Linked DNA regions of Homo sapiens: region 1 is linked to region 2. A link is a loop called in an ENCODE intact Hi-C map of the cell type or tissue named here. Cell type or tissue: Caco-2. All regions are shown on one strand. Links, peaks and the distances in the headings refer to the core of each region. The heading gives the core; the rest is flanking DNA.

Region 1 (10,145 bases), core at 3,256-8,255, 280 kb before region 2:
GATTTATGTTAATGCTAATATTCCTGGTTGCATTTACTTTTCCATAAAGAATGAAATAAATTTAAAAGATTGTCAAATAGCAATTATCTTATGACCAACTGAATACTTACGAATGAAGAAAAGTAACATTAGTTAATATGAAATAAAATAAATGGTACAAGAGACAGAATGTGTTGGAACACTAGGTACAGCAAGCTAACTTTTAAGCTGGTTTAGGGTTATATATCTCACTTCTCTGGTATACCAAAAGACCAGGGAACCATTTGCTATAGAGAAATAAAAGAGCTTTTCAGCATCAATCCAACAGAAAGTCAGGCTACATTGTTCAGAGAGGCCACAAGAGTTTCATGCTAGATAAAAATCTGAGTTTACCCCCAGCCCCCAAAGCTTGGAATAAATCATTGAAATTCTCACCCATTAAATGTAGACATGAAAACACCAGTGGGCATCTGTCTGCTCATCACCATGGAGATGTTAAGATTCACATCTCTTTATAGGCAAGCAGGGCATTTCATCAAGAGCTTGACCATGGCTTCACCCTTCTTCTAATCTCAATAATATTTCATGGCTGAACTCCAGGAGCTTATAATTTTTGTTTGTGTATTTTTTCTCTTTATTCCACTTTTGGAAATTAGGCTTTTACATACACAAGAGCAGACATGATCATTCAGATCATTCAGACATTATTTGTATCCTTTTATATATATATAAATTTTTTTTTTTTTTTTTTTTTTTTGAGACGGAGTCTTCGCTCTGTCGCCCAGGCTGGAGTGCAGGGGCGCGATCTCGGCTCACTGCAAGCTCCTCCTCCCAGGTTCATGCCATTCTCCTGCCTCAGCCTCCTGAGTAGCTGGGACTACAGGTGCCCGCCACCATGCCCGGCTAATTTTTTTATTTTTAATTTTTTTAGTAGAGACGGGATTTCACTGTGTTAGCCAGGATGGTCTCGATCTGCTGACCTCGTGATCTGCCCGCCTCGGCCTCCCAAAGTGATGGGATTACAGGCGTGAGCCACCACGCCCAGCCTCCCTTTTATATTTTTTGCATGTAAATTTGTGGTGTGCAGCACAGGGCAGATTGTATGTGGGAAAATGAAAGATGTGTTGATAACGTCAAATGCCGAGATTATCTTGGTCTTCACTTAAAAAGCAATTCTTCATTATGCTTATTTTAAATGAATATAAAATGTTGTCTGTTCCCTGCCAATTTATAATTTATTGCAGGCAAATACCAGAATCCATTTCCTATGTCATTTTACCAAAGCGCCCTTGTACTAAATTTGTTTCCTTTTGGTTACTGAAAGCCATCATATAAGAATGCTCACTTACTCCCTCATTAGAGAAACACTTTAGTTAACAATTCTGCAGGCACTACTATGTTGTGGGCATAAAAGGGGTAGCAAATACAGTTTAAAGTCTAGGTCTATGGCTGGTGTCTTTGTGTATCGGTTTCTTTGTAAATAAGAAGGTGGATGCCATCTACAGTGACTCTGCTGACTCGATGGATAGATGATGGCGGTGTTGTACCCTTGTGTCTCTGTTTCCTCATTGTTATGCAAAGACTCTGGGTGAACAGCATTATTTGAGACAGATTGGAATTAACAGGCAGAAGAGCCAGTGGCTGCATGGGTCTCTGTTCTCTTGGCTTCCTGCAAAAAAGAAATGCTTAGGCTGGAACACATCTAATTACACTGAGGATCTGGGTTCCAGAAAACACTCTTTTCTGTGGCTCTCCCTTTTTTATAGAGTAAGCCTGAGAGCAGCCTGGAACGGAGTGAATAAGCATTTTGGGCTTAAGTTCCTGGAAGTCTGAGCTCAGGTGCCAGCTGTTTAAAGGGGAGTTCTGGGAAAGACACCCCCCCACTAACTAGAGATCTGTGAGAAGCTGAGTTTGGACATAGCCTCCTTGCTGGCTGGGGAGTCTAGGGCACCTGTTATCTGTTTTCAATACATTGCTAATTACCCACTGGGGTCATTCATCAGAGAATCCTGTTTGTCTTCATGTCCACTTCTGAATTGGAATATTGTTGCTAGCAGCTATCTTCTTGTTAACCTATTCATTGGCATAATGACATACAACAAGTAAATGTGATTGATTTTTAAAAATTGGACTCAACTATGATTGAAGTAGAATTCTGGGTCATTTTCATCACCAGAAATCATCACCAACAGCTAGTTATATCTTTATTTACTAAAATGTAATTATCGAGGGGAATGTGTTTCCATTTCAGTTTTGATGACTTATTTTTGGTTTTTAGCTGTGGGACAGTTTTTTTTTTTTTTTTTGCTTTATAATGCAGACTTTTAAAGATCCTACTTTTATAAACATTGAGAAAGATGAAAGATAATTTCACTGAGAAGAAGCAAATCTGTTCTGCTAACTATGGTAAATTTCTTTAGATGTTTTAGAATGGAATCATCCCATTTCAGCTGCACCAAGGTCTTCATTAAAGAGGAATGTTTAGGCTGAAACTTTTAGCTTTTATTAAGTTGGCAGCATGTCTTTGAGTATTTTTCAGACTATCTCATCTCTTTTTTCCCTTATAATCAGGTGAATTCTATCTAGGAGATAATGCATAAAATTATGAGAGAGTGAATATTAATCCAAAGTCTAAATTAAGGGTGGCCTTCCTGAAGTCTCTATGCAAAACTTATCTAATCATAAAACCCCCACAGAGAAAGATTATATAATTCATCTTGTTCAGTTGGATTTAGCAACTATTGGCCTATTGAATAACAATGGCCCTTTGGGGAGTGAGGCTGAGCCAGGAAGGCTCCAGCTATGGCCTAATAACCCCGATGCTGGGTCTCAGGCACCAGCTGACCTCTGAGAAACAGACTTTGGCATTTAGCTTTTAGTCTCAGCTCCAGGGTCAGCTCACATTGGCCAGTCTTTTCAGGGCAGTCTCTGTAATTGACTGGGCTTGTCCCAATTTTTTTCTTATTTGGGGAATTTCCCTTTTTCCCTTCATGTCCTAATAGGGAAGCCTCCCTTTATCCTTATTCAACCTTCACTGACTTTCTTCAGACAGCTTAGCTAAACTTCCTTATCTTTTCTGGTTGAAATATCCTCTCTCTGGGTGATGATTTATGTGCACACAGAGCTGATAAATGGCTCTTCAGTTTGATGTTTATATAAGTATCCCTTTACTGAAATTTTTGAGAGTCATCAATAGGTCTGATTCCTTGGACAGTGATCCATTGAGTCTAGACTAGAGCAACACTAGAGCTTGTAAGGATTCAGCTGATGTCCAAAAGAGAACGTTCCCAGGGGCAAAGAACATACCATATGCTCTCGCAAGCACCTGAGGGTCCTATATGATCTCTGCATAGAGAAGGATCTCCTTGGAACTTGAATGTAGCGTGAGAGATCATGGTCTGGAAAGGCAGGGAGGACCAAATGAAGGAATTGTCGTTTTTTGGTATTTCACTAGCTGCCAATATTTTCATTTTAATTTTTGGTCTGATTTTTCATCTGATGACTTCCAGGCCTGACCCCTGCCCTCTCAGCTGCACTGAGCTCAGATTACTCACTGCATTTGACTTTATTTGTAGAATGTGCTTCAGTCTCAAGGTCCCTGGAGTCCTATGAGCTGGCCACAGAACTACAGAAAGTAAATGAAAGACAAAATTATAAGGAAACAAGCCTTAGACATGCCTCTTGTCCCACCCTGAGAAGGACTTACTTCACCTCTAGTCATTGATCACATGTGGGAAAGAGTAAAGAGGCAATCATAAAAATTCACATATCCTTCCTAGTGCTGACAAGGGTCTTGATACTTCTCTGAAAACTGCTTCCTTGAAAGAGTGGACTGGCCTCTTTCCCTGCTGATATTGTCTTTTCTTAAGGGTTTGGGAGAAATTCATGGCAAAATGACCTTGGGAATTCAAACATTGTGTTTAAGAGATGACCGAGAGAGCTATGGAAATGAGACATTAATGTTCTAAACTCGAGAGAGCCAATGGGTTGTAGTTTTGTTGAACGCTTTGGCTTGTGTCTCCCCAAAAGGGTAATTAAAACTCATCTCAATGATCTGTAACCTCAGGCAGTCTTCATTGCTTTCTATTTATTAAAAAGTCGAAGGTCACACACCTGAGTTCCTGGCCTCTCTGAGCTTGAACATTCCAGCCAAGGACATTGATTTATCCAATCTGGTAGAGAGGACATCTCAACAAGCCTTTTCAAATCATAATGGCAGGGAAAGCAATAAAAATTCAGACAATTTTGATGATCCAGACCCCATATTATCCTAGACAGGATGTGTTTTCTTTGACGGTTACCCTCTCTCTTCTATCTGAGTCTTTCGGGAATCTTCCTTTTCTTTTTCTTACCTAGGGAAGGTTTACATGTGAAAATTCCCCATCTAATATAAATTAAAATACAGGTCATTTTTCTAGGATAAGGTTACTTACACAAGGTTTCAAGAGCTTTATGAGTTTAAATATTAACCCTTTGCTATTTCTTAAAACAAGAATGGAAGCCTTACTAAAGCAAGAGCTGCCCATTCTGTTTTTTTTTTTTTTTGAGACGGAGCCTTTCTCTATCATGCAGGTTGGAGTGCAGTGGCATGATCTCGGCTCCCTGCAACCTCTGCCTCCTGGATTCAAGTGATTCTCCTGCTTCAGCCTCCCGAGTAGCTGGGACTACAGGCATGTGCCACCAAGCCTGGCTACTTTTTTTGTATTTTTAGTAGAGACGGGGTTTCACTGTGTTAGCCAGGATGGTCTTGATCTCCTGACCTTGTGATCCACCCGCCTCGGCCTCCCAAAGTGCTGGGATTATAAGCGTGAGCCACCGCACCCGGCTGCTGCCCATTCTTTTCACAGACCACAGCAGCATATGTTACCCTACACTCCAAAAAAGGCATGGAAAGATGCTGCCCTGAATCCTTTTGGGAATAAAGGAGGGTATGAGTTAATAAAATATTTCCAACAATCATCAGTCCATCCCAGGAAAGGAATGTTGTTTATGTGCATAATTTCTTTCCTAATTATACTCCTTTTAGGAAGAACTTTTTGGCTGGAATTAGTTACAGAGATATAGTTGCTTTGTCAGTGTGGACATTTACTTGAAGTGCACCCCTCATGACACACGAGGGAATGTAACAGTGCAAAATAAAATTGTTTCAACAAAGGATCTGAGAAAAGTTGGGAAAGAGTAGCTTGGGTCAGGAAAGGAGGAAGGTAGGTGGCACTATGGAAGTTGACCCTGTCAAGAAGAGAATGGTCAGAAATCAGGAAGGGAACTTGTCTTCTAAAGAATAGGTGGCTAAAAGAAAGTAACAGTGACCTGAGGTGAAACCAAGTGGGTAACCATTGTAAACTTGTGAGTGCTGGACTCTGACAGCACCCTGGGGTGTGGCTGTACCTTGTATGTGGCCCACAGTTTGTGCCCTCCAGTAGAGGGGCCCTGGAGTGAGAAACAGCCCTCAGAGTGCCTGGAACCCTGAAGACTCCTTATAGAGGAGACTCACTAAACAGGATGAACAGATAGTCAATCCCAAAGGCAATCCAGAGAAGGAAATCTTGCTTATTCCTTGTTTGGTGGCAATAGAACTGACTAGAAGCTAAGAGATCAAGTTCCAACCTCTGCCACTAGAGACAAAGTCCAGACTTTGTTTTGCCAGTAACTACAGGTGAGAGCTGTGATTTCCTCAGTCTGACATGGCTATTCTTTCTAACCAGTGCTAGCTTCTCCAAACAAGCTTCACCCCAGAAGTGGTAAAAATAAGAATTTATATTGTCATTGTCATTTCTCTAATTTTAAGGGCTTAAAAATTAACTCTTTGTGATTAAGCCTGTATACGCTTCCATTTCCATTTAGAAAACATGCTCTGGATTTCTTAATTTTGTAGACATGGGGATTAGGAGGGTTTAATAATGTCACATTCCAAGATGATAATATGTTGCTAAACTTCTGGGTGCTCTAAGTTTATTCCTTGTAACAGGTTTGGCAGGAACAAAACAATTACAGAATATGTGTGCCTTTGCTGGTCCAGGTGCCAAGAGGAGCAAAGGGCTGAAGTAGTGAGTCATTTAGTGACAGCCTTGTCTAGTCCCAAACAAGCCACTTATCCTGCTCTCTTCTCCACTTTCTGTATCCATGACAACGGGAGACTAGTGCTTGGATCTCCTATACTATTTCTAGAGGTTGTGAATAATAAAAAGAGTAGCAAGGCCAGGAGCAGTGGCTCACGCCTGTAATCCCAACACTTTGGGGGCCAAGATGGGAGGATCACTTGAGCTCATGAGTTTGAGATCAGCTTGGGCAACATAGTGAGATCTCTGTCTCTACAAAGAAATTAAAAACTTGACTGGGCATGGTAGCATGTGCTTATAGTCCCACCTACCAAAAAGGCTGATGGTGGGAGGATCACTTGAGCCAATGTGGTTGAAGCTGCAGTGAGTTGTGACTGTGCCACTGCACTCCAGCCTGGATGACAAAACAAGATCCTGTTCCAAAAAAAAAAAAAAAAAAAAAAATAGCAAAGAAGCATTCATCTTGAATTGTACATAGTCTATCAAGTGGCCTTAGTCTTTCTTGGGGATATTTGTTTTGACACATAAATTAGAAGAGTTGTCTCTGATCTTTTGAATTGTCCACATACAGTGTGATTAAGTATTTCTTTAGTGAGAGCTAGGTAAATATTATGGACTTACAAAATGAGAAAACATGTAATCTTGGCTGCAGTTGTGGATGATAAATAAATATTGTTTTAGCTAGCATTTGCAAAATGATTCACAATTTATAAAGCCCTTGTATATCCTTGTTACATTATACTTTCAGGTTTCCAGAAGAGTGCTCGTTTTCATTTAATGCAATGTTCTTAGGGGAAGTTTGAGAAAACATCTATTGCCACTAAATGATATCCAACCACCCTTCCCTTTCCTTATTTTTCTCCTTCAATAGTCATTGTGTCCAGAAAAGAACTAGATTTTTACATCACTCAGGAGAGACTCTATTAGCTGCAATATAGTAAACCCACATATATGATTGGTTATTAACAACAAGGGCTTATTCCTTACTGATGCTTTATGACCATCACGGGTCAACTGGAGGCCCTTCCCCATGTCCTAATCCTCAGGTGCACAGGCTCACGGAGGCTCCATGGTGTCAGGCATTGTCAGTTACTCTGGAAGTGTCTGGGAATGTGGCACCCGCTCTCCAAGGCCTCCACCCGGATGTGACACATATCGCTTCAGTCATGTTGTACCTCTGCTTGTCTTAGATGTCCCTTAGCCACATATAACTGCAAGGATTTGGAAATAGCAATCTTACGTGCCAGAAAGAAAAGGAACTGAAAATATCGGTGAACAATACTAATGATTACCAGAATTTTATTTACAGTAGGCCTGAACTTTGGCAAAATTGTGAAGAAAGAAAATTTTATTTTGAGTGTCCCAATTCTCATTATCATTTTCCTGTGTTCCGTACTCCTTCCTTTGGCCTCTTCAGTCAACCAGGGCTCTTTTCTTTCACCATCAGAACTGGTTTGATATTTTTGCTAATTTGTCTAATTCTGAGGTCAATGTTATAGCTTCCGATACTATTTATATTTTTAGCTTCATTTCCGATGATGGAATAATAAGCTTTTCCTCCAATAATGGTTGGGGGGCAGTTTCTTTTTCTGTGGAGTAGTTGGGGATTGAGAGGTCAGAGCTAAGGGAGAGATCTCTTGAATTCACACCCTGCAGATGGGAGCACACAGGCAGCAGGCTCTGTCAGAGAGCTACAGCCAGCTGTGAGATGACAGTCTCTTTTCTCAATGAGCTTAAATCATAGTAGTGAAGGAAACGCAAAGACACACCTATATGTTAAACGATTCCCCCAGCGCCCCCCACAAAAAAATAAGGCATTTCTTAGTGTGTAATTGAATAATGGTCCCCCAAAGACATCTGCATGGTAATTCCCAGGATCTGTGAATATGTTATTTTACATGACAAAAGAAACTTTGCAAGTGTGATTAAATAAGGATGTTGAGATGTGAAGATTATCCTAGATTATTCATCCCAAAGAAATCACAAAGCTCTCCATAAGAGGGAGGCAGGAGGGTCAGAGCTAGAGAAGAGTCAGCAACCAAAGTAGAAGTTAGGATGATGTGACCAAGAGTCCAGAATGTGAGTGGCTTCTAGAAAGTGAAAAAGACAAGGGACAGAGTTTCCCATAGAGCCTCCAGAGAGAACAAATTCTTATTTTAGTTTCGTAAGACTCATTTCACACTTCTGACTTCCACAACTGTAAGATAATCAATTTGTGTTGTTTTTAAGCCACGAAGTTTGTGGTGATTTGTTATAGCAGAAATAGGAAACTAATATATAGAGACTGTTTTAAAAAATGGTTCAGAGTGTAAGCTTCAAGGTCAGACAGAGATGAGTTTGAATTCTGGGTGAGCCAGTCCCTCACTATGAGTGTTGGCTCAATATATACAACCTCTCTACTCCTCAGATTCCTCACTGGTAAAAGCAGGGCAATGTTAACAGCCACTTATAAAGGTTGTTGTGAGATTAAATCAAATATTTTTTGTTTGGCCCACAGTACAGCCTCAGAGCATGTTACATACAAATGTAAACTCACAAGCATTACTGCCTGGGATGCCGCAACATGTACAATTATAACAATAACGCTTTATACATGCATAGAAATTTCCATCTTCCAGAGCATTTGACTTATGCAGATTTTATGTAATCCTTAGTTAAATTTCATGAGAGAAATCAGAACTAGTGAAGGGGCAACAGGAAAGGAGTCAGGCTGGTTGGAGACAGGCATGACTGGCATGGCTAGTGCAGACAGCTTCTTGGAGCTCAAGTGACACCTGAGCAGAGATTGATGGAAGATATTATTTTCAGTTCAAAAATATCAACTGAATACAAAATGTGTATTTTGTGTATATCATTTGGCCCACACTGTGTCAGGCCCTGGAATGAAGGTTGTAGGTATTATCAAACAGAAGCAAAGTGTATGAATCAAGAGAATGGCCTTTGCTTGGTTGACATAGTGTCCCGCCCATCGCTCAATGCACATCACTTCTAGCAGCTAATGCCTTGAACCTTTAGAACGTTGTCTCCTGTAGGATAATGGTTTTGCAATTTCAGTGAAAACTATCGTTGTGTTCTCTGAAATTTAAATACGTTGTGGCTATGGGAATTAAGGACAGCTCACATGAAACTAAGAGGTGTGGAGTTTGAAAATTTACACTCATGGTTAATTGTGTGACTTTGCTATGAGAAAGACCAGGGTTCAAGCTCTAGCTACTGTTTTAATGTTATTAACCTAAGTTCCCTCTGTGTGAAGTAGGACCAAAATGGTACCTACTCTCTATATCTTTTTTACAGTTATAGTAAGCACTCTAAGTTTTACTCATTATAATAATTATTCTAATCCAGAACTTTAAAAAAGATATCAGTTGATTAAAGTAACTAAAATAGCAAATACTAAGGTAACATTTCCTGAGAGCAACTTATAAGGAGAGAGTTTTCTATTCCCTTGTCCTGTTTTGAAAAACGTTCTCCAAACACATTTTCTCTCTCATATATTTCTCTAATATATATATTTGTTTCTTTATTTGGGGAAAAAGTCAAGAAAGCAAAAGACCTACCCTTTCATTTCAGAGATAAAATTTTAGGAAATCAACAAAGTCAAAGGGTCTTGAACAATTTGTTGTTGCTATGCTTTGTTTTAATTGGCTTTTATTAGAAATAACCTTAAAATCTCTTTTCTGAAACTACTCCACCACCTTTTTTTATTTCTGATTTTTCAGTCTCCAGATTGGAAGTACTTTATATCTATCTCCTAATTGGGACTCCAAAACTTCCCACTCCTGGCTCCCAAACACTTGCTAAACTTTTAATTGCTAAAAAATCCCTCTTCAAATGTGAGGACATCTGTGGGCATGGATTTATTTGGCTTTCTTCTCTCCCACTTTTGCTGCATTTTATGTAAACATTTTCAAGCTGCCTCACACAGATTCCTGTATGGTTCCCCCTAGCAACTTGTTTTGAGCCTGAACACTTTCCATTTATGACTGCTCCATGTTCCCTACCCCTTGGCCAATTTAGACCCAATGCCCTAGTGTTCTTTCCAATCAGTGAGCTGGGTGACAGCTGACAGGAGGTGAGTAACAGATGGGCAGTTCACCTCAAACCATA
Region 2 (10,145 bases), core at 1,713-6,712:
CTATGACCATCTGTTTTCCCTCCTGCCAAATGCATCGAGGGCATGATAGATCTGGCTTAGATGGTAACAAAGTGAGAGCAGAGTTGAGCAAATAGACAAATGTTTATCTTTTGCAGGAATGTGCACTTGGCTCTGGGGATTGTAGCTGTCCATCAGCATCCACACTGGATGAAACTGCTGAAGGAAGGGGCTCCGAAAACACCCACTTTCCTCAGCCTCTGCGGCCTTAACTCCATGTGCCAGCAGGTCAGGCTAACAGGCTGTGGTGCTAAAGGCATCAGGCAGACATATCTACTGGCCCATTAAGATTCTGTACCTAAACACTACCCACCCCGCCCACCCTGCCCCAGTGATGGCCCTGCCTTTCCTGCCAGGCCTGCTCTCCTCCCCAAGAAAGGGAAAATGGTTAGCAACTTTCAGAAACTAAAACAAACACAAAAGTTTGCCAACATTAAACTCTGCTTCACAGCTAAATGGACCATAAACTTTCAGCACCTTGAACAAAACTTCAATTCAATCCCTTCTACAGGTGCTGTGGGCACAAAGACTGCACAGTGTATTTTTGCCCTGGGAAAGAGTCTCAAATTATTATTTTTGTAAAAAAAAAAAAAAAAAGAAAAGAAAAAGTTGCCTGGAAAAAAGTTTCATTTTGTGCTTAGAAAAACAAGCCAAGAGGCAACGCACACCCCCTTTCTCTCCATTCTCACTTCCCTGCACTCTCACGAGAAGATTCCAGCCCACCTTGAAACCCAGCATGGATACTAGAGAAGACATCTTTTTCTCCAGTTTTCAAATAAGCCTCCAGGATGAGGCACACGCAGACCTTTCCTGCTAGCCTGTAATTCACCACCTTCTAAAAGGACCAGGTCATGATACAAATGAAAGCAATGAAAAGCACAGGCCTGCATGCCCAAGGTCTGAGTCTTGCTCCCTGTCATCTTCGGTGTGACCTTAGCGTGTCACTTGACCTCTCAGGTCTCACATTTAGCATCCAGACAACTCAGGACTTAAGTTCTCTTACAGCTCTAAAATTCTGTATGGGAATGACATCAATAAAGTAATATAATTTTTTGTTCAAACCAGCAAAGATGTGCAAATACAAGGGGTAGTGAATAGCAATTATGCCTGGCATCCAGCAGAACTGTGCTGGGAACCAAGACCTGTGGTTCTGAGGGCTGTCCAGAGAGCGCCACGGCCATTCGCGTGCTAAACCTTTGCAACCTGAGCCCAGTAACAGGAACACAGAACATTCTCCAGGAGTCTGGGGCCTTGCCTCCATTCTCCAGCTGCTCCTCTCCCATTGTTTTCCCTCTCTACACGACTGCCCTTTCTTGGGCTCCCCATGCTCTAAGTTAAGTTGGCAGCATGGCAGAGATTGAGAGCACAGATTCTGGTCTCAGACTGCATGGGCTCAAATTACAGCTTCATAATTTACCACATGATCTTGGGCAAGTTACTTAAACTCAAAGATAGACTTTTCAAACATTTTTTCACTGCAATCCACAGTAAGAAATATATTTAACATAAATAATACTCTACGTGTGTGCACACACACACACATACTCACATAAATTAAAAGATTAATAAAAAATAATTATTTTTGATATTTTGTGAGCACCATTTGATTGGTCCTATTCTATGTAAATTTCTATAAATGCTAGTCATAATCCAGCAAATTGATTTCATGGTCTACTAATGGTTTCAGACCCACAATTTGAAAAACCCTGTTCTAAGCTTTAGTTTTCTCATCTGTAAAATGAAGATAATATAAATAATATCCTCTCTGTGGAGTTGTTATGAAGATGACTAAAATGTTCATATAAAAGCGTTTGGCCACAGTGCAGGGTGGCTCACGCCTGTAATCCCAGCACTTCGGGAAGTCAAGGCAGGCAGATCACATGAGGCCAGTAGCTCAAGACCAGCCTAGTCAACATGTTGAAACCCTGTCTCTACAAAAAGTACAAAAATTAGCCCAGCATGGTGGTGCACACCTGTAGTCCCAGCTACTCAGGAGGCTGAGGCAGGAGAATCACTTGAACCCGGGAGGTGGAGGTTGCAGTGAGCCAAGATGGCACCACTGCATTCCATCCTGGGCAACAGAGTGAGACTCTGTGTCAAAAACAAACAAACAAACAAACAAAAGGTTTAGCTTGGAAGGTAATAAGTGCTCAGTGAATATTAGTGTTATTATTACTCAAGGAAGGGCATCAGTGTGAAATAAATCTTATACTTCAAGTCCAAAAGGGAAGCTCCCAGTAATCATGCCCTTCATGAACCTGTACATGAATCAAATGGCTTTTCCCATTGGGCATGCATGCCATGCCATCAAGCAAGTCAGAATTTAAGCTTCTGTGCAGGTCAGTGAAGACATGGTGCTTGCCACTGCAGCAGCAGCCATCTTGCACACATGAGGTGCCACACCTGAGGAAGGAAGAACAAAGCAATGGAAAGACCAGTGTTTTGGTATTACTGAGTTGCTGAACCAATCCTGGAACTGGATCTCAGGCTTTTTATTTAAATCAATAAAATCTCCTGATGTTTAAAAGGCAATTTTATGCAAACCAGCTCATTACCTCCTACAGTGTCCCTTCCCTCACCAACAGGAAGTGGCTCCACATTTCAATTGCCTTTTTGCCCTTGAGAATCAGCATTCCCTAAACCACCACTATTAAATTTGGGACTCTGAAACCACAGAAATACCCTACAGTAGGAAATCCCCCTTGGGTGCCTAGACTCTCTATCACCTTTGCAAAGCTTTTAAGTAAAAAAGGAAAACCTCAGGCTTCCCACTTAGCCATGGAAAGTGGTACCACCTTCAGAGGAAAGATGGGGGATTCAGGAGCACCACCTCCAATTTTAGGAGGTGCCCCTGATTTCCTCAAATACTGACAGGTAATTTAACCTAAACAATGGAGAGGAGCCCTGCTTCAAGATGCAGTGCTAGGCTCACCCTGACCAGCACTTGGTAGATAAGAAAGAGAAAACAACTTACAAATTCTTCAGTGATGCTTGGCTCAGTACTTAGCTCGCTGGCTGGCTGACTTTGCAACTACTTCTAGTTAAGGGTTCCAAAGGACTGGAAGGTAAATAACCAGCAAGGTGTCGTAACACTGAGACAGAGTGAAATATTATTTCCACCCTCTCGTGACCTCGGTGGCCATTTTCCAGCTCTAGGGCCAGTCTGCACATGACGATGAGTGGTATCTGATGGCTGGTCCTGGCATGAAGTGTGAGGGAATGCCAGTTTAGGACTTGAACCTTCCATCTCCCACTGATTCCAGTCAGAGTAATCCAAACCTAGTCTGTCTTTTCTTTCCCTTATGCTGCAAACTTTCCCCTGTTTTAGTCAAAATACACCAGCTTAGTAATTCTGGCTGCCACAGACTGAATTTTGAGCCTCACCAGTTTCCAAATAATTAAGACAGAGAAAGTGAGTTAAATAAAATATGGCCAGATTAAATAAACAATTCGGTACTTTAGGAGAAGAATTCAGGCTGGGTCTAAGATAGGCGCCTAGCGCAGGGCTCTGCAGCAGACATAAGGAAGTCTTAAGTTGGTTTTCAATAGGTGTACCTAAGGGTGCATTTGATAACAACAACAAAAAGAGAGATGGAAGCAAATATTTAACAAGCACCTATTATCTATCAGGCACTACATATACATTCTCTCATTTTCTTCTTACAAAGTACACGTATCCTAGCAATTATTTCCATTTTAAAAAACTGAAAATGAAAAATTACTTGCTCAAGATCATAAAGCAAGTAAACATTAGAATTAGGATTTAACCCTAGGCCCTTCTTGTGCAGGAGTCATGCTCTTTCAAGCACACTGTGCTGTCCCCCGGGAAGAGTGAGGGTTATCAGGAAAAGCAGTGGAATGGCAGAAAAGAAGAAGGGGAAGGATTTTAAAACAGGGAAAAGAAAGGACAGAAATACATAAAAATAAGAAATGGGAACAGGAAGGACTGCAAAGATTAAGGAAGAACGGTTGGTGAGTACCTTGGCTATTTAGTGGAATTTGGTGATTCAGAACTGGGAATGGACAGTAAGCCCCTTCAAATACCCTGGGGAAGCCAAGATTGTCATGGAGCTGTTCTTTTCTCTATCTCAAGTACAAATGTCTCAAAGAACTCTAAAAGCTACTTAAAGCAAGAGCAAGGAACTCAAACTAAGTTCTTATTGAGTGGTGGCCAAAAAACAAGCTGGACGAGTTTCCAGATGATACTGCCGGGATGATTCTTTTAGCTGACAGTTACCAAAAAGGAAGGCTTTCAGGACATGTCAATAGCAGATCTTACGCCTTCTCTGACCTCGGCCTTCCTCAGAGTCTTTTAGCTGTAATGAGCAAATATTAGCATAAGAGACAGGGACCAAATATTTGTTTAGTGTCTGTGTTGATTATTAAGCTGTTGCCTGTAAACTCCACACTCACCCTTCATTCTCAGCTTTGTGTTGCTGGGGCTGGGCCTCTGTAATCACATTTCAGCTTTGCCAGAGGGATTTCTCTTAGGCTGCCAGTAGTGGGGCACTAGAGGGAGTCTGGAGGCAGTGGGGAAGAAGGGATTTGTTCCTTCTGTTTTTTTGCTGGTCCTGTCAGTATCATCCCAGCAGCCCTTAGCTCCAGTTTGCAGTTATTTTCCTCACTACAAGAACACACTCCCTCAGTGATAGCGTCTGTCAACCAGAACCTCCTCCCCAGATATTGAGTCCCTGTTTTGAGGGTCCCTGCTCTGAGTCTCCAACGCACCTGCCTCCACCAGGCAGCACCCCTCCCTCCTGGTCCAGTTTCCAGCTCTGCAGGGCCCTCCTCCAAGCTTCCAGATCCCAGGCACCTGACGCATCCCTTTTGTTCTCTCAGCCCTAGGGGTAGCGATTGCTTCCTGCAGTTGCTAGCTCCGTGACCCTCCAGTGGTCCTCCTCCTCACTTTCAGTGCTTCAATTCCTTATATTAAGTATTCTTTATTAGGAAAACTGATGGGTGTCTGTTTTCTGGACTGGCCTTTACCTGATTTGTTATCACTTCTGTCTACGTCCAGGACAATATTGAGCAATATTCTGAGGCTATACTGTGTTAAAAGGAAACTTCAGACAAATTAAATTTAACAGAGTTTAACTGAGCAAGAAAAAAAAATTCATAAATTGGGCAGCCTCCAGAATCACAACAGATTCAGAGAGAGTCCAGGGATGCCTTATGGTCAGAACAAATTTATAGACAACAAAAGGGAAGTGACGTGCAGAAATCAGAAGTGAGGTACAGAAACAGCTGGACTGATTACAGCTCAACATTTGCCTTTTTTGAACAAATCTGAACACTCAGCAGTGTATGAGTGGTTGACGTATGGCTGCTGTGATTGGCCAGACCTCAGCTATTGTTACAGGCACATACTCTTAAGTCAGGTTTTCAATCCTATCTGACTATAAAGTTAGGTTACAGTTTGTCCTCATGGACTCAAATTTAGAAGTATGGCGTCCTTCTCAGGCCATATTTAGTTCAGTTTAACAAGTGCATATGGCTTCTGACAAAGGTGTGGCCCCTTTAGGACTCCAAAGACGCTGTCACTTACATGGTATTCAGGGAGGACACAGAGGATCTGTGAGCAGCCTGCAGCCAAGCTTTGAGATCATATTGAGATTTTTTTGTAATATATGAGGAGTGTTCTGGCTCCTTTTATTACTTTCTTCATAGCAAAAATTGGGGGTCCAAGTTGTCGTTAAATTGAAACTCTCTCACTTACCCTGAAAAAGATTTGACTGTGAGCATAACATTGTTACTTCATTCAAGACATGGAAGCAAAAGGGTTAATTAGTGCTGCTCACAAAATAGTTCTACTTTTTCTTCTTCCAATTATATGATTGGATAACCCTTCCCTCCCTTGAAGTCAGGGTTGCCATGTGGCTTACTTTGGTCAATAGAATATGATTGAGAGCAATACTGTGGTACATCCATACAGTGGAATATTATCCAGTGATAAAAAAAAAAAAAAAAAGGAAAGAAAGAAAGCCACAAAAAGACATGGAAGAGAGCCAAGCGCAGCGGCTCATGCATGTAATCCCAGCACTTTGCGAGGCTGAAGTGAGTGGATCACTTGAGCTCAGGAGTTCAAGACCAGCCTGAGCAACATGGCAAAACCCCATCTCTAAAAAAAAATACAAAAAAATTTTAGCTCAGTGTGACTCTGTGTGCCTGTAGTCCCAGCTACTGGGGAGGCTAAGGTGGAAGGATCACTTGAGCTCAGGAGGTCAAGGCTGCACAAAGCTGCAATGAGCAGAAATCATGCTTGGGCAACAGAGAGAGACCCTGTCTCAAAATATGTTAATGAGAGAGAACTCTGGGCAAGGGGGTGGAGGGGCAGAGGAGGAGTGTGGGGAAGGGGAAGGAGTGCATACCTGGAAACTCTACTTTCTGCATAATTTTTCTATAAACCTGAAATTGCTCTAAAAAGTAAAGTCTATTTAAAAATAATAAATAAGAAAGAAATATGAATATCACTTGTGTCACTTTTGTGTCAAAGCATTAACGGCCAGCACATGATTTGCCTTGCCACTCCCTTCCTCTTGGTCTGTAGTCCAATGCTCTACCTCTGAGCTATACCCCTTCCTTGCCACTCCCTTCCTAAAGATAAGCCTCCCTCATTGGATTAGAATTCTCCGGAGAGACAGAGACAATAAGATATATATAGAGAGAGATGGAGAGATAGAGATAGGAATTATCACAGGATTATGGAGGCTGAGAAGTCCCGCAATAAGCCATCTATAAGCTAGAGAACCAGGGAAGCCAGTAATATGAGTCAGTCTAAGCCTTAAGGCTTCAAAACCAGAGATGTCAATAGCATAACTTTCACCACAAGACTGAAGGTCACAAGGCTGAATGCCTGAGAAACTGGGGGGTCACTAATCCAAGCCCCAGATTCGAAAGGCTGGATAGAGAACCTGGGGTTCTGATGTCCAAGGGCAGGAGAATAAGGGTGTCCCAGCTCCAGAAGGGAGTGAGCAAATTCACCTTTCCTCTGGCTTTTTGTTCTAGTAGGACCTGAGCCATATGGACGATGCCTGTCCACATTGGGTGAGGCCACATCTTCCTCACTCAGTCCACTGATTCAAATGCCAATCTCTTTTGGAAACACCCTTATAGACATGCCCAGAAGTAATGCTTTATCAGCTATCTGGGTACCACTTAATCTGGTCAAGTTGACACCTAAAATTAATTATCATCACAACTCATTCTGGTTCTGTTAGTGAGAATAATCAAGAATGCATCCCTAGCTCGTCACTTCCAATGAGCCAGTCTTCAGTGGACATGCACCCTGAGTGGAAAAAAAGTAAAAACTGTTTCTATTGTTGTTTTAAACAACTTAGATTCAGAGATTATTTGTTATTGCAGGATAACCTAGCTTATCCTGACTAATACAGAGAGAGGAAGTCCTCCTTTAATCTCCAACAGAAATATTAAACAGCAATCAATCACACAATATTGGTTAAAAAAACAAAGATAATAATCATTGTTATTATTTTCATTATTTCTGGAAATAAATTTAAAACTATTGAAAAAACTTACTTTTAAAATTCTCAACATCACTAATCATCCAGGAAATGCAAATCAAAACCACAATGAGATGTCATCTCACCTCAGTTAAAGTGGCTATTATCAAAAAGACAGAACATAGCAGTTGCTGATGAGGATACAGAGAAGGGGAAGTTCTCCTACACTGTTCATGGGAATGTAGATTAGTATGGAAGTCCATCAGAAAACTAAAAATAGAACTACCATATGATCCAGCAATCCTACTGCTAGGGATGTAACCAAAAGAAAGGCAATCAGCATATAAAAGAGATATCTGCACCTCTTTGTTTATTGCAGCACTATTCACAATAGCCAGATTATAGAATCAACATATGTGCCCATCAACAGATGAATGGACAAAGAAAATGTGGTATATATTCACAATGGAATATTCATTCATAAAAAAATTAAAATCCCATCATTTGAAGCAACATGGATGTAACTGGAGGATATGATGTTAAATGAAATAAGCCATGCACAGAAAGACAAATATCACATGTTCTCACTCATATGTGGGAGCTAAAAAGGCTAAACTTATGGAGGTGGGGAGTAGAATGGTGATTACCAGAGGTTGGGAAGTGTTGAAGTCAGAGAGGAAGAGAACTTGGTTAATGGGTACAAAAATACAGTTAGAAAGAAGGAATAAGTTCTAGTGTTCACAGTAGAACAAACATAATTAATAAGAATTTATAGTATATTTCAAAATAGCTGCAAGAAAAGCATTATAATGTTCCCAACACGAAGAAATGGTAACCGTTTCAGGTGATGGCTATCCCAACTACCCTAATTTTATAATTATACATTATAGGTATGTATCAAAAGATCCCATGTACTCCACAAATATGTACAACTATTATGTATCAATAAAGACAGAAAAAACATTATATATAATTACATAATACAGACATAATGAATATGAATCAACTCTTAGTATATATGAGGAAGAAGTGCTTGAAAAATTTCTGTAATTTTAATCATTAAAAACCTAGTCTCCAGAATTAAATTTTATTCACTTAATCAAGTCTTGTTTCAGGAGAGAGAGACAGATATAAAGAAAGGGTATAGCTACTTGAACAAGGGAGGCAGCATCCAAATGACAGCCTGCATGTTGTTTATTCACACAGAGTAACTGCTGGCCAAAATAATATCTCCCGATGTTCATTTAGTGTTGACAGAAATGGTGAGAATATTCAATACTATCAACTTTCAGCCACTGAATGTGCTTATTTTGAGAGCACTGTTCAAAGAAGTGGATTCTAGCTATAAACACTGCTTTTCCCCCCACTTAAATAGTCTATTGAAGAGGAAAATACCCATACACATTAGTAAAATGAGAAATGAGATAAAAATATTGTTTCCTTACTCTAATGCCGACGAAGAATAATGGTATGATTTAAGGGACCTAAGTAAATAGCATATCCCAGTAATATAATCAGTATTGTGAGCCACCTAACTCTCTCATTCAAAGCCAAGGTGTGGAGATTCTTAAGATCAAAGATAAGTGGTCGGAATTTCTTAAGAGGGCCGACCATGTGGGCAAGGGCTTTGTTGTTCAGACTTCGACCCTTCCCCAGAGCCTGAAGATTTTCTTTAGAAAACAAAGTCAATGCCACGACTGGACCTTTCAACACCACACCCAAATGCTGCAACAGATGATATCACTTTCCAGGGTAAACACAAGCAGTGTATTCTGAGGCCACTGGCCCGACTTCCCAGGTTGACTCATCCTGCCTTCCAGCCTTGAAGGGCAATATCCTTACCAACATGTGATCTGAAGGAGCTCTGAACCCTCCAGTGAGACATCAGCCCATCAGACTCACAGAGAACAGCAGGAAGGCCAAAGACTCAAGATTTATCTATCCTTGAAGTGAGCAAAATTCCTTGGTAAAAGATTATAAAATAAAACAATTGTTTTTCTGATAAAATTTAATTTTTTTCAATGTTTTACTATGTTTATATTTTTAAGTCACTTAAAATTGGTAGTTTATTGATGAACTAAATATCTATTAAGTTATTCAGTGATGCTGATTACAACAGGCCTCCGTTATACGAAGGGAAAACATCCCAGACCCCCCAGTGAATGCCTGAAACTGGATTCTACTGAACCCTGAGATGGTACTAAGTGACTAACGGGTGAATAGCGTGTACAGCATGGATACACTAGACAAAGGGAGGATTCGCATCCCGGGCTGGTCAGCAAGAGGTTTCATCACCCCACTCAAAATGGTGAGCAATTTAATACTAATAAATTGATTATTTCCGGAACCTTTCGTTTAATATTTCCCAACTGCAGCTAACCGTGGGTATCTAAAACCACAGAAAGCAAAACCACAAATAAGGGAAGACTACTTGTATTGGGAAGGTGCTGAGGTAGCTCAGTACTGGTGGCTGCCCGGGTAAAAGAATGTGACATGCAATACTCTTCAATCAAATAGGAATGTGTGGTTGCCATGGTGCCACCACATGGAGGATTGTCTCCCATCTGGGGACCTGGGTTTGCAAATGCTCAGTAAGAGTAAGACTTCCTGTTATTCCTTACAATGGATAAACTTGGACTGGGTCTTCAGAGTGGATGTTTCTCTCTC

Evidence for each region. Peaks named below come from ENCODE experiments on the same cell type or tissue, not always from the same donor. Only the 100,000 strongest peaks of a DNase experiment are listed, where the experiment ranks them.
Region 1: a loop joins it to region 2, with 2.4 times the contacts of the local background. A loop is called at or near these places in 1 of 110 quality-filtered maps.

Annotation. Positions count from the first base shown.
Region 1 is chr15:39,149,792-39,159,936 of GRCh38, reverse strand. The region is part of intron 1 of LOC105370777 (a long non-coding RNA gene); the gene reads left to right. Among named protein-coding and RNA genes, the nearest start is that of LINC02915, 96 kb to the left of the region's middle. In Caco-2, for the core only: a CTCF peak has its summit at 5,628; no DNase peak of the experiment used is centred there.
Region 2 is chr15:38,867,611-38,877,755 of GRCh38, reverse strand. It overlaps a transcript of LOC105370777 not described here. Among named protein-coding and RNA genes, the nearest start is that of LINC02694, 180 kb to the right of the region's middle. In Caco-2, for the core only: no CTCF peak of the experiment used is centred there; a DNase peak (open chromatin) is centred at 4,385.